3 separate regions of the Homo sapiens genome follow, and all the other regions are linked to region 3. Evidence: chromatin loops called from intact Hi-C (ENCODE). Cell type or tissue: heart right ventricle. All regions are shown on one strand. Region 1 holds the start of BACH1 (BTB domain and CNC homolog 1). Region 2 overlaps MAP3K7CL (MAP3K7 C-terminal like). Region 3 has its middle 17 kb from the start of CCT8.

Evidence for each region. A loop is a pair of places that touch in the nucleus more often than their neighbours do. Peaks named below come from ENCODE experiments on the same cell type or tissue, not always from the same donor. Only the 100,000 strongest peaks of a DNase experiment are listed, where the experiment ranks them.
Region 1: a loop joins it to region 3, with 5 times the contacts of the local background. A loop is called at or near these places in 43 of 110 quality-filtered maps.
Region 2: a loop joins it to region 3, with 4 times the contacts of the local background. A loop is called at or near these places in 49 of 110 quality-filtered maps.

The regions. Positions count from the first base shown.
Region 1 is chr21:29,294,103-29,302,102 of GRCh38, reverse strand. BACH1 (BTB domain and CNC homolog 1) reads right to left here and starts at 3,181. Exons shown (of 5, transcript NM_001186.4): 1 at 3,150-3,181. LOC105369299 (a long non-coding RNA gene) reads left to right here and starts at 3,367. Exons shown (of 2, transcript XR_937652.3): 1 at 3,367-5,497; 2 at 5,761-5,925. RefSeq lists an enhancer at 1,407-1,516 and a silencer at 2,747-3,656. In heart right ventricle, a CTCF peak has its summit at 3,286 (motif pointing left); DNase peaks (open chromatin) are centred at 1,992, 2,662 and 3,352; H3K4me3 peaks cover 3,420 bases; H3K27ac peaks cover 2,842 bases.
Region 2 is chr21:29,161,435-29,169,434 of GRCh38, reverse strand. All of the region lies in intron 4 of MAP3K7CL (MAP3K7 C-terminal like), which reads right to left. Among named protein-coding and RNA genes, the nearest start is that of LINC00189, 28 kb to the left of the region's middle. RefSeq lists a silencer at 4,773-5,067. In heart right ventricle, a CTCF peak has its summit at 4,910; DNase peaks (open chromatin) are centred at 5,822 and 6,484; H3K27ac peaks cover 2,182 bases.
Region 3 is chr21:29,086,752-29,094,751 of GRCh38, reverse strand. It overlaps a transcript of MAP3K7CL not described here. Among named protein-coding and RNA genes, the nearest start is that of CCT8, 17 kb to the right of the region's middle. In heart right ventricle, a CTCF peak has its summit at 4,581 (motif pointing left); no DNase peak of the experiment used is centred here; H3K27ac peaks cover 337 bases.

The sequences.
Region 1 (8,000 bases), 210 kb before region 3:
ATTAGAAGAGAGGTGGTGATTCCTAAAACGTAAGTCATGGAGAGATCAGCACTATGAAGAGAAAATCTGACAAGTGGTAATTTTAACGGGCTTTGCAACTGTTATTCTGAGCATCACCTCTCACAGTACAGGGGTGTAGAAGGCACATGGCACATGAGATTTAACTGAATGGTAAATACTAACCACCCTCACCGCCGCCACCCGCCCCCAGCACTAGTAGGAGGTTGATATTCTGAATAAATGCCACTTCCCAAGGGATTTACTGAATATGTCGTCTTATTAATCTTAAGAGAACATAAGCTTGGCAAAAAACAAACAAAAAAAAACAGACTTCAAGGAGTAACAGTACAAACTAATTTTTACATATGCTATACATATTACACTCCAATGTGTAGATTATCTTCAAGTATTTCCACTGCACCCTTTTACACATCACTGCACTTCAGATCACATACATTAAACCAACCGCTGGGCTTGTCTCCAAATTCAAAATACAGGTTATCAAATGAAATTCTGTATTTTTTGTATTTCCATCCCCAGTATCAACAATGTAACAAGAAATTTACACTCAAGCTTCTAAAGTAAAACATACAGACAATAGAACTACCTATAAAATAAAACTTAAATGGAATATTAACAGTCTGAAAGAACTCTTAGGAGGAAACCGTAAGTTAAAAGAAAAAGCATTCCGGTTGTTGAAAGAATGTTACTGACAGTGGTTAACAGGCTATGTTCCCCCAGCAACAAAGGGGTGGAGGACATGCACGCGCATTATATAATATGAATACACGATTGTTAGTCTGCATCTTTAAGCTTAATGTCTTTCTTATATTAAAGTTTTTAAAAGTTTTAATATATTCCTTCCAAATGAACCTCCTTGCACCCCACCTTGGAGGCCCTAATACTTACAAAATTCATGATTTCTAATCTCCTCTAGTCCCAGACTTAAAGGAACAAAATAAATCGTTTTTCCTAATACAGAATATTTTAAATGAACTACCATTAATAGGAATCATCATTTTTTTCACCAAAGGGCCAAATTCCCAGCTCTACATTTCCCATTCCTAAACTTTGTTTGCAATGAGGACTCATATAAATATTTGGGTTGTGTGCTCCTTTTTAAAGCAAGAAGCAATGACACCAGGTGTAAAGGCAGTGGTGTCATATAATCAAGACAATGAGACAGGTATTTACGGTTGGCTATTTATTAAACAGCTCTTTCGAGACTTAACCCAATGAGACCTATTAATTCCACCCATATGGTGCTTACCCTCCTCTGACTCCTGAAACTTCTTGTGTATGCATGAAAAGCCAAGGGCCATGAGAAACAGAGCAAGTCCCTTCTGTGTACTCATAACCAAATTTTTATGACGCACAAATTAAGCTCACTGCTTGAAACTTATAGACCACGTAACAGAAACCACAAAAAGGAAACTAAGTCCAGTAAGAGTAGTAAATATTTTTGTTACAATATTTTTTATTGGGTTACCCCTAGCTGCAAATTTCTTCCCCAGTTTTAGCTCTCTCCAGCGCAAATTTATTCTCAGACAGCAGGTCACGAGGCTCCGTCTTTAAACCCGCCTCAGTGCTATTGGCCACTGCCTAAGAGTGCTCTTCCACTTCACCCACTGATAACCTGTATCAAAACAACCCCAGCTGGGTCCCCTTCAGCCTTCTGAAGCAACCTCTCTAGAGCGCTCTTTGGCCTTTTATAGTGGAGGCATGTGATGAGAGTATTTGCACCAGCTGTTTCTAATTACCTCTCAAGCTGGGGCGAATGACTCAGCAACCCAACTTTTTAGAGAGTCATCCTACCTTGTTAACCAACCAACATACCGAACAACAGTAAACCACTTGACAGAAACATAGGTTAAACAACAATACAAGAATCACTACGCCAAAGTCACCCTACTCCAAGCTGACTCACCGGGAGCCTTTCTTCCCTAAGCTTCTTCAAGATGTCCAAAGGCAGAAGTGGCAAGTGCCTTCAAGCCCAGCCCAGCCCTTGCACCACTACCCAAAGACCAGGAAGAAGCAAGCCGACCTCTTCCCATTTCTCTGCTTGACTATGTGAAGCGCTCAAGTGCTCTGCCACTAACACATCTGGGATTTCCACCCTTTATCCTTCTGAACTGCATTCAATGCAGACCCTCTGATGTAAAGGGTGTTCAAATACATGATCAAATTCCCATAGCATCATCCATGGGTAACAGTCCCTACCCCTACACAATTCTCCAAAAAGCAAAGCATCCTACAAAACATTCTTTGTTCCTCCAAGCATGACATTGTAGCTCGTTTTCCTCATACACGTTCTTTCACAATTACTACTACACTTTACCTGGAATCAGCACAAGTTTAACGCAGAAGCCTCACTCCATAAAAGCATTCCGCACAATTCTACTCAATGACATGAAACTGCCGTGTAAGAATGAGAAAGCAACGGCACTCGTGTTACATTACACGAGCACAAAGCTGGTGTCTCCAGAATCAACGCCCACTCTCACCATATTGTGCGAGGCTTAATTACAACGCGTGGGCAAAACTCCAACAAAGGGAGTCCTGGGCTCTCCGGTCCCCAAAACCAGTCTTCGCTAAATCCAGCTCAGCACGGTGGCCTTCTCTCCCCAGCCACAAACTCGGCTTTTCTTACGCGATTCCACGCGCGACAGCCACCGGGCTGAGTAGACGCGAGGCTGGGCATGCGGTGGGAGGCGGCGGAGGACAATACGGGGCCCCAGCCGCGAGGGCGGTGCTGATGTGTCACAGCCCGGGCGGGCCGCGGGCGAGGGGCCGGGCTGGCGCCCGAGGGCAGGGAGGGGGGTGGGGCAGGGACCCCGCGGCCCCCAGCCCCCGCCCGCCCCGGGTAAAGTACGGCGCGCGCGGGTAAACAACAGCTCCGGCAGTGCAGGGGGTTCGGCCGCCGACGGGACGCCCCTTCCGGCGTCGCGGCCACTTCCAGGATCCCGGCCGCCGGCGCCCCCCGCGGGCCCCGATACGTGCCCCCCGCGCCCCGCCCAGCCCAGAAAGAGCCGCCCCCGGCCCGCCCGCGCCTTCACTGGACCTGTCCGCCGGCCTCCCCTCACAGGCCCGCGGCCCTGACCGCGCCAACCCTCCCGGAGAAGGGCCGGCGGGACGGCCGAGCCACTCACCAGAGCTGAGGCGCGGCGCGGCCCGACTGACTGAAGCGAGAGCGCCCGGCGGGCGGCGAGGGCAGCGGTCAGGTGACTCACTCCTTCCGCGCGGCCAGCCGCCCCCTCCCTTCTGCGCCGCTCTGCTGCCGCCACCTCGCGGCGCCAAAACCCCGCCCGCCCGCTGAAGGCCCCGCCCCCGGCGCCGAAGCCCCGCCCTGCCGCCCTCGAAGCCTCTGTCAGCGAACGAGCGCGCGCAATAGCGCGGGGCAGGGGTCGCCGCGGCCGGAAGCCCACGCGGGGGGTTGCAGGGACGGGTCGTAAGGGGCGGGGCGGGCCTCGAGGAGGCGGCGGTGGGGTCCCCGGACCTCCGCGCGTGGCACAGCCCGCATCCTGAACTGACTCCCACTCGAGGACCACCTCTCCTCTCCCTTCTGAGGGCGGAACGGAAAGGCCAAGCGCCTCCTCGCCTCGGGAGCTGCAGGACGCCCTAATTCAGCCGAGTCGCCGCGTGCCCGGGTGCCCGCGAACAGCAGGAGAGAGGACGGGCGCTGGCCCCACAGGGGTCGCTTTACCCCTTGAAGAGCTCCTCGCTGCCTGCCCTGGGGGTGGTGGGCGTCCAGGTTCACAGGGTACTTGAGCTTGCTGGGGTGGGGGTGTGTATGAAGTGCGTCCAGGGTTTTGTGGAGCGCGTCTAGCAGTTGCTCTACTTCTTACTGACAGTGAAACAAGGGCGCCCACGACAGGTGTTCCCTTTTCGCTGTCGCTGCCAGGAAGCTTCCAGCCAGGTTCAGCGCCCAGTGGTGTCAGCCGGCCCATCTCGAGCCTTGGTTCCGCTGTCATCTTCTGGTGCTTATTCTGGTGTTTATCCAACTGTCCGTTTTGAAATTATGTTCCCAAGCCATTTAACACCTCTGGAGAACCAAAGCACTGGCTGTCAGCGGAGCGGGATGCACGCGCAGCGGAGGGGACTGGGCACGCCAACCCCACGAGGGTTCCTGCGGAGATGACACGGACCTTGAGGTCTGAAGCCAAAGGACGATTTGTGTGAAGGGATTTTATTGTTAGCTTTGGAGCCAGCAACAAGAACACAGCCCTGGAGTTCCCGGGGCAAAAAGGATACCAAGATAATAATTCAGGTATTACGACTAACATGACTGCATTTGCACCCACAGGCTGTGGGACTTGGGGACGTTTGAGCTACATCCAAAATACATGAGAAAATCACACAAGTGAAATTGGATGAGAGTGCGAGGGGTGAAGTGATACATTATGACCTAGAATTAGGGGAGGCTTCCTGGAGCAGGTGACATTTGCATTGGGTCTTGATTGGGAAGAGTGGAACCCAGCAGTCTAGATAGGGTCCAGAGGTAGGAGGTACCTCGCATCCCAGGCTGCCTCAGTTCATGGTGAGAGTGCAGATATTTAGTGAAACAGGAGGAAAGGACACTTGGAAATACACCATGAAAGAAGGATTGAAGTTCTTGCAGACACATGGGAGTGTCCGAGGCTTTATTCTCCTTCCACCTTGAGCCAGTGGAATTGCAGTGTCTTTTTTCTACACCTATGCAGTTTTTTCTACACCTGTGCAGTTTTTTCTAGGGGAAGATCAGACCCTCCTCTTTGGGAGGAACTCTTGCTTCTTTAGATAATAGCAGTGACATTTTCTAGCCTGAAAATTATGATGTATGCCCTGATAGGTTTAATTATTTGAGAAGTTCTCACAAAGGTATACAGATGTGCTAAGAGTATCAAGTCAAGTGAGTGACTCTCAAGCTTCATTATGGGGAAGAATATTTGGTTTGCTTGTTAAAATGCAGATTCCGGCCGGGAGCAGTGGCTCATGCCTGTAATCCCAGCACTTTCAAAGGCCAAGGCGGGCGGATCACGAGGTCAGGAGATCGACATGGTGAAACCCCGTTTCTACTAAACCCCAACATGGTGAAACCCCGTTTCTACTAAAATACAAAAAATTAGCCAGGCATGATGGTGTGCGCCTGTAGTCCCAGCCGCTCAGGAGGCTGACACAGGGGAATCGCTTGAACCTGGGCGGTGGAGGTTGCAGTGAGCTGAGATCGCGCCACTGCACTCCAGCCTGGCGACAGAGCAAAACTCTATCTCAAAAAAAAAAAAAAAAAAAAAAATGCAGATTCCTGGGTCCCACCCCCAAAAGATGCTAATTTTGTAGATCTGAGTAGGACCTAAGGGTCTGCATTTTTAATACTGAAGCATGTGGTCTTCAAGCTTATGGCATGTAGTAGGGACAGGACGAAAAATGAAACTGGAGAATGAAATGAAACCGAGTCAGTATGAGAAGGGCCTCATGCACAGCACCTGGAGTTTGGACTTCATCCCGTGGTCTGCAATAAGTGAGTAGAGGTTTCTAAGTCATGTGGTTATTTTTAAAAGCTAATTCTAGTATTGAGAAGGAATGGGAGTGGAAACAGATAGTAGGTTGAATGAAGGAATGAATGCAGTAAAATGCTCAGTGAAAGATGTGGCACTTTTTGTTTTCAGTATTCTCTTGCTTTGAACCAAAACCACTTAGAATGTATTTCTTTTAAAACCTGTATGTCAGTGTAAATATTCACAAACAACTGTATGTTCTGACCTATGTCTTCTGGACTTCCAGAGTTAGCATTAACATTATTAGCTGCCAGGCCAACAAAACCTTGAGTAATCCTGCAATACTCGGAATCAAGAAAAGTGGCTACATCATGGTCAACTTTGAAGAACATCAGCCTCAAGATCTTTTATACTAACTCATATGTTTATTAAAATCTATTACTAAAACAGATTTTTAAAAATTATCTTGAGGTTATAATGAGACATAGTGCTTCTACCTAATTCCTATTGGGAAAAAAAAATGTTGAGATTTGGGGACCAAGAAAAAAAATTCTGATCGCTTTTTTTTTTTTTTTTTTTGAGATGGTGTCTCTCTCTGTCACGCAGGCTTGGAGTGCAGTGGCATGATTTTGTCTCACTGCAACCTCTGCCTCCCGGGTTCAAGTGATTCTCCTGCCCCAGCCTCCTGAGTAGCTGGAATTTCAGGCACCCACCACCAAGCCCAGCTAATTTTTGTATTTTTAGTAGAGACAAGGTTTCACCATGTTGGCCAGGCTGATCTCAAACTCCTGACCTCAAATGATCCACCTGCCTTGGCCTCCCAGAGTGCTGGGACTACAGGCATGAGCCACCGCTCCCAGCTGATTGCTTTCAATTAGTATTGATAATAGTTTGAAACTGGGACAAGTAGCCTAGTCTTGGCAGTCTTTCTGCTCCTTAGCTCAGCTAGGTCCAAGTTCTTGTCTCACAACCAGGAAAAACTAGGCACACAGACACCGGAAAGTGAGTGGAGTGGAATTGATTAAGCAAAAGGAAAGCTCTCAGCAAAGAGCGAATGCTGGGAGCAGTTCCCCTACCCGAAAGTGGGAAAATCCCCTCTCATGTGGCTGAGCCTGGGGCTTTTATGCACTCAGAATGGGGAGTGCATGCTGATTGGTTTGTGAGTTTGCAAAAAAAGGTTAAAGCAAAGACACCACTCAAAGGCAGGCACGACAGTGTAGAAAACCAATTAGAAAGGGTAAGTATACGTAAAATAGGTGAAGGGTGGAGATCAGAGGAAAGCGTGCCAAACAGGAAGACAAGTTCTCAATCTAGTCTGAAAATTTAACTTGTAGTTTGGCTTTCAGGCTTTAAACTGTCTTCAGCTTGGAGGTGGGGTTTCACCGGGGACCTGCCTCTATCTGCCTAGGCGTTTGACTGTCTTCTGTTGCTGTCACTAGTAGCACAATATAAAGATTTTGTGCTACTGTTTCACAGTGATTTGCAATTAGTGCTTTTTTTTGTCATGTAGTTTTGTTTTTAGTGCATTATTCTTTAGGAGAATTTATCCGTGAAGCTTGGGTATCACAGCTTACTGCTATGTCCTTGATTTATACTTCTCATTGACTGTGAGAAGTGATGGCTAGTTTTCCTGCTGTGAGCAGGTTTGGTGATATACAATACCATTCGCAAGATGTTATATATGTGCATTGTCACATTTCTTTCAAAAATGATATTTCCAATTTTTCCAAACATTCATATCTTCTTTCTGGCCATCATACTGATTTTATTACCAAAATAAAATCTTATCATTAACTCTGAAAACAATTTAAATAACTATAAGCCATAGTTAGGGAATGATTTTTAATAAAACCTAGATACAAACACCATCATTTTCTCCTCTAATAGCAGGTTGTCTTGCCTGACTCTCAAAAATGAGGGAGCTAAATCATACAGATAGGTGACATGTTCATGGCTATAAGGAACACCATAGCATAATATTTGGACAGTAAGACATAATACATATCCTGAAAAAACTTTGATGTGTAGTCAGTGTAACCCTTGTCCCCTGTCCTCCTCCCTAACCTCAGGAAAGATCCACACTTCCACATTTATTCCCTACCCACCTTTGGTTTTGAATCCTCATTTCCACAGATGCAGCATGACATCTGTAACCCCTACAAATCTGCATACCCCTCCAGCCTTCCCAGAACTTCATTCCCTCCATCTTCATTGCCTTAGCTCCTTTTGTCTTTAAGTATTCACTCACTAAGTCAAGAAAATATTGGAGGGGGGGTGGGGCAAAACAACTAGGCTTTAAAGGTGGGGGATTACCCAGATCAACACAAGTCTCCCACTTGAACAACTGCTCTTTGACACCTGTACCCTGAGATGTGACTATGGATTAAAGTCATAGCACCCCTGCCTCCAGGTTGGAAAGTTTTATGGAAAATGAACATATTTTATTAGAAGACAATGAGAACTTCCTGGAGCAGATGAGTAAACACACCCTCATGTTTACCTGATAACTGAAATCAAAGATGAGGT
Region 2 (8,000 bases), 75 kb before region 3:
CAATGCCTCAAGATGACAGAAAGGATGTCAAAGTCTACCTTCATTTTATCCAGGTGGAGGAATAATAAATGATACTGAACTGAGATTTCCAATGCTCAGTCTAGACTATGTTGTTGAAGCTGTACAAATGCTTAATGCATGAAGAAATGTACTAATATCTATTGGGAAGCAAAGGGCAACACTGCACCCGTGCAGGAGGAAGTCAGACTTGCTCCAAAGCAGGATTTCTCATCCTTGGTACAACTGACATTGTGGGCCAGGCAATTCTTTGTCGTTGGGCACTGTCTATACATTGGCGTTGTAGGAAGTCTAGCAGCAACCTTGGCCTCACTCACTAGATGTCAATAGCAAACCTACACTCACCAACCAAAAATGTCTCTTAAGTATTGCCAATGTAGGGTGGGGCAGGTGTGGAGAATTTCCTGATTAAGAACCACCACCTAAAGGAAGTGGAGATTCCCACTATCAATCAACCTGACAAGAATTAATCCTGGGACAGGAAGAAAGTGAACAGCAAAAGGTTTCTTCACTCTGCTACCCCAGAGATTGGATTTGAGCCTCTTTCCTCAGCAAGGGAAACCTACTTAAAAGAGCTCTCACTGAGAAGAGTAAATATGCTGTCCCTTTTAACCCACTTAATGCCTGAGGTTGCAATTTTTTGAATTTGAAAAATCAGATCTTGGCAATGACCTTGAGCAGTAGGATATAAATAACTCCCACATTTAGTGTTCCAATAATGGAACACTAGGCATAAATTTAATATAGTTTCGGGCAGACAATTAGGTGTAGAAATACTTGGGAATGAAATTCCCATTAAATGACTGGGCTGCACCTAATTATGTGGTGTAAAATACCCAAATCATTGTGATTGGGGCATTAACAGCTTAAACTCACAGCCTGATGGCATCTGGGATACTGAAATTTCACAAAAACCTAAGTACTAAAATGAAAGAATACCTTTGGCTACATCTCTGTCTCCATAAACAAAGTAAAGAACTGAGGCAGGCCTTTGCTCTTCTACTCATTTGCTCAGCAAGTATTTATTGAAAGTCTGTTACAAGCCAGGCACCGTCTTCTATTCTTGCTAGCCAAGTCAGTCTTGGGAAGTGCATCTCCACAGCTGGAAAATGAACTCAAATCTCATATCTTACCCAGAAGGCATCTTACTCATATCAGACATCATAGGAAAGAGAAGATAGAACTTTTCCCCACATTACTATATATCCTGCAAACACTTGTGGAGAAATGTCTCCATTTACTGTGTATTTATGTTAATGAAAATGTAATTTCTGGAGGCTGAGTAAATATTTAAGAAAAATATCTTAGGTATATAAAAGTGAGGTTTGGTTTTCAGTGTTACCCTGCTGTGGAATCCTTTTGCAAAGAAAGTCATACCCTGAAGGGATGCAAATAAAAGGGATAAAATTGGTCCTTCTCTGCCGGGCGTGGTGGTTCACAACTGTAATCCCAGCACTTTGGGAGGCCAGGTGGGCGGACCACGAGGTCAGGAGATCAAGACCATCCTGGCTAACATGGCGAAACCCCATCTCTACTAAAAATACAAAAAATTAGCTGGGTATGGTGGCGGGCGCCTGTAGTCCCAGCTACGTGGGAGGCTGAAGCAGGAGAATGGCATGAACCGGGGAGATGGAGCTTGCAGTGAGCCGAGATCGCGCCACTGCATTCCAGCCTGGGTGACAGAGCAAGACTCTATCTCAAAAAAAAAAAAAAAAAAAAAAAATTGGTCCTTCTCTGGTTGATCTTGGTACAGTCCCCTGCCTGACACCCTCTCCCTCCCGAATCTGTGAGAGACTCCTCAGAACACAGTTTAAAAGCCTCTCCCTTTGGGAATATCCTAAAGAAATAAATCCTTCTGGTTAAACATAAAAAAAAAAACTTAAAATCTCCTGTTATTAGAAATCTCAGAATAAATATGACTAAAAACAAATCAAAATTGCACTAATTTTAATTTATGCCTTTGCAAATTACATATGCACCCTTTTGCCCCATCCTGATATGTTCCCCTAGATGAGATGTTACTCCCCAATCATCATTTTATACATTTTAAAAAGACATGACAATATAAGTCTCACATTGATTTTGATAGCCTCATATGAAAACCCCTTTCTGATGTTTTGCCTGAACACACTAAAATTATGTAACATTTTTCACCTCAGAAACAAAAAGACAACCAAATTAAAAAATGGGCAAAAGATCTTTGAGATATTTCTCCAAGAAAAGATAGAAATGGCCAATGAAGCACAGGAGAACCTGTGTAACATCATTAGCCATCAGAGAACTGTAAATCAAAACCACAATGACATATTGTTTCACACCCACTACAGATGGCTAGAATCTAAAAGGCACAAGAAGTGTTGGCAAAGATGTGGAAAAATTGGAACCTTGATACACTGCTGGCAAGAATATAAAATGTCAACCCGTTTGAAAACAATCTGGCAGTTCCTCAAAAGGTTACACATTGAGTTATAATATGAGCCAACAATTCTACTGCTAGGAACCTACTCAAGAGAATTGAAAACATAGGTCTACCTCAAAAATTGTACACAAATGTTTATAGCAGCGTTATTCACAATAGCCAAGAAGTGCAAACAACCGATTAAATGTCCATTAGCCTATGAAAGGATAAAATATTATATATTCATACAATGGAATATTATTCAGCAATAAAAAGAATGAAGTACTGATGCATGATACAAAGTGGATGAACCTTAAAAACATTATACTAAGTGAAAAAAGCCAATCACAAAAGATTACATATTATATGATTCCATTTGTATGAAATGTCCAAAATAAGCAAATCCATAGAGACAGAAAGTAGATTATTGGTTGCCAAAGTCCAGAAGTCAAGGGTCAGTGGGGCGTAACTGCCAAAGAGTGCCAGATTTATTTCTGGGGTGAAGGAAATGTGAAGTTGGTGATGGTTGCACAACTCTGTGAATATACTGAAAACCACCGAATTGCAATAGCCAGGGTATAGGATCAACCTACGTGTCCAAGTGTCCATCAGCAGAAGAATAGATTTTTTAATGTGATATATCTATACAATGGAATACTACTCAGCCATTTTAAAAAATGAAATCCTGTCATTTGCAACAACATGGATGAACCTGGAGGACATGATGTTAAATGAAATAAGTGAGGCACAGAAGGACAAAGACCACACAATCACGCTCCTATGTGGAATCTAAAAAAGTTGATCTCATTGATGTAGAGAGTAGAATAGTGATTACCAGAGGTTGGGGAGGGTGGTAGGAAGAGGGGTATGGGGAGGGGTTATTCAGTGAGTACATAGTTACAGTTAGACAGGAGGAATAACTTCTGGTGTTCTCCTGCACAGTAGGGTGACTGTAGTTAACAATGATGTACACTTCAAAATAGCTAAAAGAGAGGATTTTGAATGTTCTCACCACAAAGATATGACAAATGTTTGAGGAGATGAATACGCTAATTACACTGATTTGATCATTACACAATGTGTCCATGTATGAAAACATTACACTAGACCCCATAACTAAGTACAATTACTACATGTCAATTAAAAACAAATAAAACTGGCCAGGCGCATGGCTCATGCCTGTAATCCCAGCACTTTAGCAGCCCGATCACTTGAGGCCAGGAGTTTGAGACCAGCCTGGCCAACATGGTGAAACCCTGACTCTACTAAAAATATAACAATTAGCCCAGAGTGGTGGCACACACCTGTAATCCCAGCTACTCGGGGAGCTGAGGTAGGAGGATCGCTTGAACCTGGGAGGCAGAGGTTGCAGTGAGCCAAGATCGCACTGCTGCACTGCAGCCTGGGAGACTGAGCAAGACTGTCTCAGAAAAATAAAATAAAATAAAATTGTTTATAAAAATATATATAACATGAGGATGCAAAGACATAAGGATAATACAATGGACTTTGGGGACTCGGGAAAGGGTGGGAGAGGAGTGAGGAATAAAAGAATATACATTGTGTACAGTGTACCCTGCTTGGGTGACAGGTGTACCAAAATCTCAGAAATCATCACTAAAGAACTTATTCATGTAACCAAGCACCACCTGTGCCCCAAAAACATATTGAAATTAAAAAATAAAAATTAAAATGAATAAATAAAACATTCTTCAATCTGACTTTTCTAAGAGTCTGTCTATTTTTCTGACATTTCAGTTAATCTTCTAAACACCAAAGTACCCAATACAATATTTCATACCAAAAAAATAAATAAGTGGTTTCTCTACTGGATGAGATAAAATGCTTTATCTGGAACAAAGCAAACTTTACAGTTGATTGTAGCTTAATAATATACTTTTAAAAATTTCTGTCAAACAATTTGGTAATAGATTTCATTTTTTTATTTTATTTTTTCTAAATTTGGTGATAGATTTCAAAAGCCATAAAATGTCTATATCTCATTTCAATGACTTTCATATTACATACACAAAAAGCTAGGTATGTTGTAGAAAAATGCTTATAATATTTACGGAAAAAATCATGTTATACATTCCACGTTACTGTATATGCAATTATATTAAAATGTCTATTCACATGCAAAAGGCCTAGAAAGAATTAGATAAAAATGATAGCAGGAGTTCTTTAAAGATATCAGAATTCTTGGTAATTTTTCAAAGCTTTCAAGAAAGTCCTTCCCACCTTTTTCACACGGAGAAGAAAAAAAAAATCAGTAAAAATATAACAAACCTCTCGTACATCATTGGTCATAAGCCAGAAGCGATTCTTTAAATTGGATTCAGCCAATGCTGAGTTTATAATCCTAGAAAATGTTTGACTCTCTTTCTCCATCCAACAGATATGATTTAAAATAACAGTTTCAGCAACTCTTCTCATCACGCCTCTTAAGACAAATTCTCCCAAACTTGATCCAGGGAGACCTCCTCTGGAGATGAGAGAGAAGTTCAGTTTGGAGTTCAAACCTTAAGCAGTGTCTGAACGACTCCAATAAAGAAAAACTGTCTTTTAAAATACCTTAGTTAGCGTCTCTCTTTGCATCTAGCTTACGCCAGCCAAGCTAGAGGCAACATAATCAGCTACACTTTATGAAATAATGAGAAAGAAATTCTCAACAGAATCATCAAAAAATGGAGAGCTAACTACTTGGGTCAAATTCACTTGGCCCAATATATCTTGCTTGAAAATAAAGACTGTTTGGGAAAAGACATGTTGCAAAATGAATTTCCACTTCAGTAAAGTCTTAATGAAAATAACGATCATTAACAATCCTTGGAAAACCAAGCTCATGTATTTATAAATATAAGATATTACCATATTTCCCAATTTAACAATGTATCCTAGCAGTTTGTTTTTTTTTTTTAAATGGAGTCTCGCACTGTCACCCGGGCTGGAGTGCAATGGTGTGATCTAGGCTCACTGCAACCTCCACCTCCCGAGTTCGAGCAATTTTCCTCCTAGCAGTCCTTTATTGCTGATATTGACTCTGTAATACCAGCACTTTGGGCGGCTGACGTGGAAGGATTGCTGTAGGTCAGGAGTTTGAGACCAGCCTGGGCAACATAGCAAGATGCCATCTCTTTAAAAAAATTTTTTTAATTAACTGGGCATGCTGGCATGCACCTGTCGTCCCAGCTATTCAAGAGGCTGAGGTGGGAGAGTTGCTTGAGCTCAGGGGGTTGAGGCTGCAGTGAGCTATGATTGCATCACTGCACTCCAGCCTGGGTGACAGGGCAAGACTTTGTCTCAAAAAAAAAAAAAAAAAAAAGGAAGAAAGGGGCCTGTTAGGCCAAGAGCTTGGTGTGAACAGGGGCTCAGTGACTGGAGGACCCACCTCCTGCCCCGGGAGAAGTGAGGAGGCCAATGTAGCTGAAGTTGAGGGATGAGATTGGAAGTTCTACAGAGGTTCCAAGGCATCCCCAGGGAGGTCTTGAAATCTATGCCAAGAACTGGCTGTCATTTTCTAGCAACAAGAAACCCTAGGCAGGGAAACTAGTTACAATATTGCATCAACCAAGATCTCAAGTAATAAGTCCCAAGCCCAAATGGTAGAAGTGAGAATGAAGAAAAAGGAACTTGAGACTTTACGAAAAAGAAAATATATATATAATGAAAGAATTTGGCCTTGGCCCTACATCTAGCCAATTATTTAGGGAGACACTTCAAGTACTTTGGGGAAGGAAACAAGATGAGTTCTGCAGAAACACACACAGGCATATAAGTAATTAAGGAGGGGGTCCGGCCCACTTGTATGTGGTCTGGAAGGTTGTATAAAATACCTCCACTAGCCTGCTAGCCATGTTACTTCTAGAAGTTGACTTTTCCTTTTTTTATTTTTTATTTTTATTTTTTTGAGACAGTCTCACTCCGTCACCCAGGCTGGAATGCAGTGGCGTGATCTTGGCTCACTGCAACCTCCGCCTACTGGGTTCAAGCAATTCTCATGACTCAGCCTCTTGAGTAGCTGCGATTACAGGCACGTGCTATCTACCACACCCGACTAATTTTTTTGTATTTTTAGTAGAGACAGGGCTTTGCCATGTTGGCCAGGCTAGTCTCAAACTCCTGACCTCAGGTGATCCGCCTGCCTTTCCTCCCAAAGTGCTGGGATTACAGGTGTGAGCCTCTGCGCCTGGCCCCTTTTTTCATTTTAATATTGTTGTAGTGGTACCCAGAGTTATCATTGCTTTCAATGTAAACAGTAAGGATATGTTTCAAACATTAGATAGGAGTCACTCTCATGTCATTATCCTACCATATCATTTTTTTTTTTTTTTTGAGACAGAGTTTTGCTCTTGTTGCCCAGGCTGGAGTGCAATGGCACGATCTCAGCTCCCTGTAACCTTCACCTCCTGGGTTCAAGCGATTCTCCTGCCTCAGCCTCCCGAGTAGCTGGGATTACATGCGCCCACCACTACACCAGGCTAATTTTTGTATTTTTTAGTAGAGACAGGGTTTTGCCATGTTGGCCAGGCTGGTCTCGAACTCCTGACCTCAGGTGATCTGCCTGCCTCGGCCTCCCAAAGTGCTGAAATTACAGGTGTGAGACACTGCGTCTGGCCCCTACCATATTTTTTTTAATGCAACATAAAAAAAACTTACAGAACATGTAATTTAGGGGATGAGTATTGCATTTCCAAAAAAAAAAAAGCTACACATAAATTTAATTTAAATAACAAAGTCCTCCAGTACCTTCAGTCTGAAGAGTTTATAAATAGAGACATAATTACTGAGGATTTTTCTATCATACCACCACACTTCACACACACACACCAGAAGATACATTTACAGGCTATTCGTCATATAGATCTTCTTTGACTTCAATATGGATCACATGATTAATAATCCTCAATTCCTTCATGAAATTTTTTGTAGGACTCCAACTGTGTGTAATCATGCAATCTGAGTATTCCAAGCAACTTTATCAAAACTCTTAGAACAAAAAGAAAATAGTCAGACATGGAAGAGAAAATTTGTATTTGTGACCTCCTAATAAACATCTTTTAATCCCCTGTAGCCAAAAGTCTAGATACAATTTTATGTTTGAAGCATGGCAAACCAAGCAAGGAAGGAAGGGTTTGTAAGGTACTAACTGAGGTTTTGCAGAAGTCTGGCCCCAAAACCCATACTGTCCACCATCATGCTATACTGTCCGACCACCATTCTGGGAGTCTCAAAAAAATTGTAAGGATTTCACAAACTTCTCAACACAAAATATATTTCATTCGCTTTTTGTAAAAATTAAATTTTGTGTGTGTGTGTATTTTTATTATACCACCACACTTCACATACACACACCAGAAGATACATTTATTCACAGGCTATTGATTATATAAATCTTCCTTTGACTTCAATACTGGTCACATTATTAATAATCTTTAATTCCTTTATGAAATTTCATATCTATATTAATGAAAATAATAATCATTAATAACCCTTGGAAAACCAACCTCATGTATTTATAAATATAAGATATAATCATATTTCCTAATTTAACAATTCATCTTAGCAGCCCTTTATTGCTGAT
Region 3 (8,000 bases):
TAGAGGAAACCGTAAGGCACTGGCTGTGCACCGAGTCTGGTATGGGAAGGGCAGCTTCTTCCTTCCATGGAGCTTGCCTTGTCATTATCTCAAATCACACACAGATCACACAAAGGATTTTGGCCTAGAGTCAAACTTCTCAACTAGTTGATACAAATTTTGCACCATTTAATAAGATACTACTTTGCTCAGTAGGCTAAGCAAAGTAGTCTATCAAAGCGACCCATGCATAGTGAAGGATTTCTCTCCAGAAATGGTTCTCAAAGAGCAATGTCTGGACCAGCAACATTAGCATCACCTGGGAACTTCCTAAAAATTCAAATACTTAGGCCCCACCCTAGACTTTCTGAATCAGAAAATGTTGGGATGGAGTCCAGCCATCTGTGTTTCGATACTTCCCCTGGGTGACTCTGACAGATGCTAACATTTGAGAACCCACTGCTGTCTAGCAGAGTTTCTCAAATTCAGCACTATGGACATTTGGGGCCAGATAATTGTTGTTGCGGGAAGCTGTTCTGTGGATTGTGGGATGTTTAGGCTAGCCTCTGGCCTCTAGCTACTAGATTCTTGTACCATATCCCTGGTTGTGACACCCCAAAATATCTCCAGCCATTGCCAAATATCCCCTGGGGGAAAAATTGCCCCCAGTTGAGAACCATTGCCCTAGAGTAATTACTATGACCTAGATTGGTCCAAGCCTAAAGCATAACATATAAACTTACAAAAATGATATTCACAGATACATGACAATGTGACATAAACTAACCTTTAAACAGTTTACAGTTTACAAAGCACTTTCACATATAAGTCATTTGCTCCCCACAGTAATCCTAGAAGGAGGGTAATTATCATCATTCTCATCTTAGTGGTAAGGAAATTGAGATTCATACAAGTTACTTGATATGACCAGGGTTACTGCCTGCTAAGTGGCAGAGATGGAACTTAAACCTAGGTCCTTCTCGGCCGGGCGCGGTGGCTCACGCCTGTAATCCCAGCACTTTGGGAGGCCGAGGCGGGTGGATCGCAAGGTCAGGAGGAGATTGAGACCATCCTGGCCAACACGGTGAAGCCCCATCTCTACTAAAAAAAAAAAATACAAAAAATTAGCCCGGCGTGGTGGCGGGTGCCGGCAGTCCCAGCTACTCGGGAGGCTGAGGCAGGGGAATGGCGTGAACCCAGGAGGCGGAGCTTGCAGTGAGCCGAGATCACGCCACTGCACTCCAGCCTGGGTGACAGAGCGAGACTCCATCTCAAAACAAAAACAAACAAACAAACAAACAAAAAAACCTAGGTCTTTCTTTTTCATAAATAAAGAGAATTACCTTATTAAATGAGCTATGGAGGGGTTATTTCTAGTCTTTAACAATATTATTGCTCTTGGTAAAAAATTCAGTATTAGCTGAGAAATAATAGTTGTAGAGATACTCTTAACAGATTATTCAGTATGAAAAATGGATTGTGCATCCATAATAAGGGAAGCCTATCTGTAGATATTTACACAAGTTATTATATGAGCTATTATTTGGAAATAGAAGTCTTATGATAGTCAGCTGGGTGCAGGGGCTTACGCCTGTAATCCCAGCACTTTGGGAGGACGAGGCGGGCGGATCACTTGAAGTCAGGAGTTTGAGTCTAGCCTGGCCAACATGGTGAAACCCCATCTCTACTAAAAATACAAAACTTAGCTGGGCATAGTGGTACATGCCTGTAATCCCAGCTACTCAGGAGGCTGAAGCAGGAGAATCGCTTGAACCCAGGAGGTGGAGGTGGCAGTGAGCTGAGATCGTGCCACTGCACTCCAGCCTGGGTGACAGAGAGAGACTCCTTCTCAAAAACAAAAACAAAAAAGTCATAGTGAGCCTGAGTCAGAGACGTTGGAGAGATTTGTAATCAGTTAAGAGGAGTAAAAAAACAGCACAGTCGAACAAACTCAGGAATAGTCTTTCTCCTGTAAACTGCAGCCCCTGCCTGGTGAGAAAGTGAAATCACAATCCTAGCACATTGACTGAAGGAGATAGAAGAACACCCAGCACGTCGTAGAGCCATTGTCCTGCTCTGACCCAGATCCCTGCAGAATGAGGTGCTGCCCAACCAGCCTTAGGCTCCCATGGTGCAGTGTGTAAAAAGCCTTCAGAACCTGAGACTTCCAGAAAGTGGACGGAATACTCACCCAGAGGGGAGCTGGGGATTTCCACGGGCACAGTAATAGACTTTGGCTTCAGAGTGAGCATCCAATCGCCAGTAGCCAACTTGCTGACCTTTGGATTGTCCTCCAACATGGCCAAACTTGTTGCAGAGCATAAAACTGAAATACTAAATAAAGATCAAGGCCAAATCAAAGTCATGATGAGACAAATGACCCCGCACAGACCTTTTGATGTCAGTTCTTTTTTTCCCTGAGAAGAAATTGAAACCTCTTGCCTCCTCTTTAGAGAGGGTTGTTAATGGTTTAAATCTGGAAAGGTTTCTCATCAGGGGAAAGAGCACTGGGCTTGGACTCAGAATCCTGGATTCCAGTCCTGGATGTTCAACAGAGAAACCACTCAGCCTCGCTCTGCCTCAGATTTTTCTTATAAAAACAAAGAGAGCTGATTATAAGAACTCTAGGATTTCTACCACTTCTAGAATTCTACCCTTTACCAACATCTTAAATTTGCATTTAATATACTCCCCACTTGGGAGACACCATGCATAAAATTACAGAAGGCAGGATTTGGAGTCATGCAGGCCCAGCTTGCAATCCCAGCTCTGCAGTATTCTAGCTGGATTATGTTAGACAACTCCCCTAGCCCTCCCCATGCTCAGTTTCTTCATCTTTAAAACAAAGGTGATAACAACAGTATCCAACTCAAAAGGACTTTTGTGAATATTAAATGGAATTATATGTATAAACAATTAATACATAGTACCTGGTACATAGGAAGCACTCAGCAGATGGGAGTTACTATCATGTATTTGAGAATGGACAGGCCAGGTGCAGTAGTTCATACCTGTAATCCAAGCACTTCAAGAAGCCAAAAGCAGGAGGACTGCTTGAAGCCAGGTGTTCAAGACCAACCTGGGCAAAATAGCGAGACTCCATCTCTATGAAAAAAAAAGAAAGAAAAACTTAGCTGGATGTGGTGGTGCACGCCTGTGGTCCCAGTTACTTGAGGGGCTGAGGTGGGACAATTACCTGGGCCCAGGAGGTCAGGGCTGTAGTGAGCCATGATTCCACCACTGCATTCCAGCCTGCGTGACAGAGCAAGGGGCTGTATTGAAAAAATAAAAAAGAAAAAAAGAAAAGAAAATGTACACTCAGGAAAATAAAATTGAAGGACTTTTATTAAGAGCTATACCTCATTTTGTGATGGAGGGAACTAGAGTGACTTAAAAATCAACTGGCTAAAAACATTCTATTTTTTAAAATCTCAAAACTGTAAACGACAGTCTCTTAGAGGGAACACAGGCCATCTCATGTTTCCTGCATGATTCAAATTGGTGGATAATTAGTCATAAAGATTTTCTGAGTAAACAGCACCATTTGGTAATACACTGTTTTCTGCTGGTTTGGTTAGGGATGGAGAAATTGTGAATGAAAAAGGAATGTATATAGATGTGTTGTCCAGTACAGTTGCCACTGGTACCATGTGGCTATTCACAGCTTAAAATGTGACCAGTTCAAGAGGAGAGGTGCTGTAAATGCAAAATTCACAGCAGATTTCAAAGATTTGGTACCAAAAAAAGTAAAATATTCAATAAAATGTTTATATTGACAAAATGTTGAAATGATAAAATTGGTAAGTTGGAGTAAATAAAATATTTTAAAATGAATTTTACCTCCTTTTTAGTTTTTTAATGTGACTATTAAGCAATTTTAAATTACATATATGGCTTGCATTATATTTCTATTGACCAATGCAGTATAGAGAGGAAAAATAAGAACACACATACACAAAGAGCAAGAAAAAAAACGAAGTCCCGGGGATGCAGCAATTTTAAAAAAAAAAAAAGTGAGGAAGGCCACAGGCTTGATGATCCTGGCTCCATGCAAAAAAAGTCACTAAAATTGATTTTTCTATTAACAAAGAAGCTGCCGGGCGCGGTGGCTCACACCTGTAATCCCAGCACTTTGGGAGGCCAAGGCAGGCGGATCACGAGGTCAGGAGATCAAGACCATCCTGGCTAACACAGTGAAACCCTGTCTCTACTAAAAATACAAAAAATTAGCCGGGCATGGTAGGGGTGCCTGTAGTCCCAGCTACTCGGGAGGCTGAGGCAGGAGAATGGCGTGAACCCAGGAGGCGGAGCTTGCAGTGAGCTGAGATTGCACCACTGCACTCCAGCCTGGGCGACAGAGTGAGCCTCTGTCTCAAAAAAAAAACAACAAAACAAAACAAAGAAGCTAATAGAGATTGCATTCCCTACGCCTTTTACGTATTTCATTTTGTAACATTTGGTAGAAGAAAGAAAAGAGAAGTTGTGCCTTCCTCACTTCTTTCATTGAATAATCTCTTTTAATCTTATAAAACATTGTGTCCTCTTTTGGTCATAAGTGGATGGAAAGACATAAAAATAAGGAAAGTGCACCCTCTGCAGGCTACTTAGCAATACAGAAATACTAAACAGCAAAGTTCTGTAAAAAATACTGCAGAATGAATAAATGAATGGATGAGTTAACATTTCACATTACTGCATCTACTGCTGTCATCACTGATTCAATAATGGTGAAAATAAAGGCAAGGAAATGGGTCGAATAGTATCAAAATTATTAGGTTATATCAATTCTTTCTTTTTTCCTTCCCTCCTGCCTTCTCTCCCTCCTTCCTGTCTTTCCTCCTTCTTTCTTATTCTCCTTACTCCCTTCCTTTCTCCTTTTTTCCCTTCCTCCCTCCCTCTCTTCCCTTCCTCCCTCCCTCTCATCCTTCCCTCCTTCCTGCTTCCCTCCCTTCCTCCCTTTCTTCCTTCCTTCCTTCCTCTTTTTTCTTGCTTTCACTCTTGAACAGCTTAGACACATCTTGTTTGGAAATCCTATATAAAGACAGAAGGCAAAAGGCCAAACTCAGCCTAGAGATTTATGCTGTTTATTTCAGTACAGTTTCCTTGTGAGGTTAATGCTTCATTCATGTTTCTAAATCCAATCTGGCAGACAAAGTAAAGAAATAATAAGGCCACAAACATCACCAGCCACAAGCTTAATGGTGTCAAGTATGTGATTATAAGCAGCCCCTAACTTAGGAAAGGGTTACCTTCCCAAAGGCAGTTTATATTTTGGTTGTTTGGAACGAGAAATCTTTTTCTCATTTTTTCTGGGCCAGTTCACAAGGGCACAAATACGTATTAACCCATAATGTATGTGAGATAGATAATAATAACATCATTATTTTTACTTTATCAAACACTAATATATAACAGTATTTTTATGGAAAAAGACAAATGTAAGGCCCATCTTGGGCTCTCAGATTATCCTTCTTTCTGCAGGTGGTGTGAGCAGTCTTCTCCCAGTTTCTTGATTCAGAGATGAGGGTTATGTCTGGGAGATCCATGCCAGACAACCCCAGGACCAGTGTCTTTTTTTTTTTTTTTTTTTTTTTTTTTTTTTTTGAGACGGAGTCTCGCTCTGTCACCAGGCTGGAGTATAGTGGTGCGATCTCGGCTCACTGCAACCTCTCCCTCCTGGGTACAAGTGATTCTCCTGCCTCAGCCTCCCAGGTAGCTGGGACTACAGGCATGCACCACCACATCTGGCTAATTTTTGTATTTTTAGTAGAGACGGGGTTTCACCATGTTGGCCAGGCTGGTCTTGAACTCCTGACCTAGTGATCTACCTACCTCGGCCTCCCAAAGTGCTGGGATTACAGGCATGAACCACCACGCCTGGCCAGTATCTTGTTAGCACTCTTTAGTGCAAAACAAGGAAGCTAACTCACAGGTACAGTCACACCCCAAGATTTCTGAACTGGAGAACAAAGAAAAATTAATATCATCATCAGAGAAAGCAGCGCCCAAATGGTAGACTCTCTCTGCTTTCTTCAACACACACACATGCACACACACTTTCCTGTGTCACCAACACTCATTTTATAGATTGGGCATCTGTAGGTTAAGACTGACTGTAATGATAACCAGGCTTCAATAGCTTTAAGAAATACAGCACTAGTGTTATGGAATATATTTCCTATTAGCATTTTTATTATTCACAGCGTAATTTAAGACCAATTTAATTCCTTTTAACCTATTAAACAAAACTAGCGTGGTTAAATTAAACTTTGCAGTGTGTAAAATAACTTAAGGAGAGCTTATGAAAGGGAATTTGGAATAACTCAGAAATTATATTTATTGCTTACACATAATTCAAAACAGTGCGAAAATGTAATGCAATCTGTAAACTTGTGTTTTTGTCAAACAGATTATATATTTTAAAATAAACACTTGCAGGAAAACACAACAAAAGGTGATAGCATTTATTATTTGCTTTTTCTTATGGTTACATTTAAACTTTTTAATCCAGAATATATACAACAGCCTAAATTGTGTGCCTATTAAAGCTTCACCTTTCATAGTTAAAATGCTGAAAAAAAATAAAAGCATCTATCTTGATCAGAGTTATGAGAACACAAGTGAAATGTTTTTCCAGCTCTGCTCTCTCTTGAGTGCAGAGACATACACTTTGGAGCTTTTGAGAAATATGGTCCCTATCTAATGCACAGTGGTTCAACGAAGAAGCTCTTACTCACTTAGTGAGTAGATTAAAATACAATCGTAATTTCCTCTTTGGGAAGCTAAGTGTAGTTTTAAGCTATAATCTTTATGTGATTCCAGGTGTGATGTACAGAAATCTCATAGTGTTGTATAGCATGATCATTAAGAAAATGAGCACGACCGGGCGCGGTGGCTCACACCTGTAATCCCAGCACTTTGGGAGGCCGAGGTGGGCGGATCACGAGGTCAGGAGATCGAGACCATCCTGGCTAACTCAGTGAAACCCCGTCTCTACTAAAAATACAAAAAATTAGCCGGTCGTGGTGGTGGGAGCCTGTGGTCCCAGCTACTCAGGAGGCTGAGGCAAGAGAATCGTTTGAACCCCGGAGGCGGAGCTTGCAGTGAGCGGAGATCGCGCCGCTGCACTTCAGCCTGGGAGACAGAACAAGACTCTGTCTCAAAAAAAAAAAAAAAAAAAAAAGAAAAAGAAAATGAGCATTAGATTTACAGTTAAATCCTGCATAAACCATTTAGGAGATATACGACCTAAGACATAGCTTAACCTCTCTGTTCTTTAGCTTCTTCATCCAAAAACTGAGGTTCATTCATTTATTGAACACTTAACATGTGCCAAGCACTGTTCTGAGAACTGGGAACATAATTAAAAAACATATTTGGTCCAAATTCTCAGGAAGATTACATCCAAATTGGCAGAGATAGAGAGTTTTTAAAATTAATTAATGTGAAAATGTTTAGGGAGTATTAGCTTTTAGGATAAAAATAAAATAGGGTGATGTAAAAGGAATATTGAGGAAGTTCCTGAAGACAGAGTTGTCAAGGAAACCCTCTCTGGGGAGACGAGATTTAATCTGGGACCTGAAGGAGGCATCAACCACACTAAGGTCTGGGAGAAGAGAGGTCCAGGCAGAAGGAAAAGCTGGTGAAAAAGTCCAGCAGAGAGAATGAGTGTGGCATGTCACAAGAACAAAAAGAAGGTAGTGTGGCTGGGGCAGAGCAAGTGGAAAAGACGCAGGACATGAAGTAGGCAGGAGCTAGATCATGCCACTCCTTAGAGGAACTGGTTTAGAGTTTGGTTTTTATTTTAAGTACAGTTCAAAGCCATTGGAGGACTTTCATCAGGATGGTCGTGAAGACTGAGATAACACGCATAAAGCACTCAGCACAATGTGCAGAGTGAATACTCAGGAAAGGGGGACGTCATCATAATCATTGTTGATATATGATAAAACCCTAACATACAATATGTGAAGTCCAAAATATTTATTACTTTAAAACTCAGGGTCAAGTTATTGCAAGAT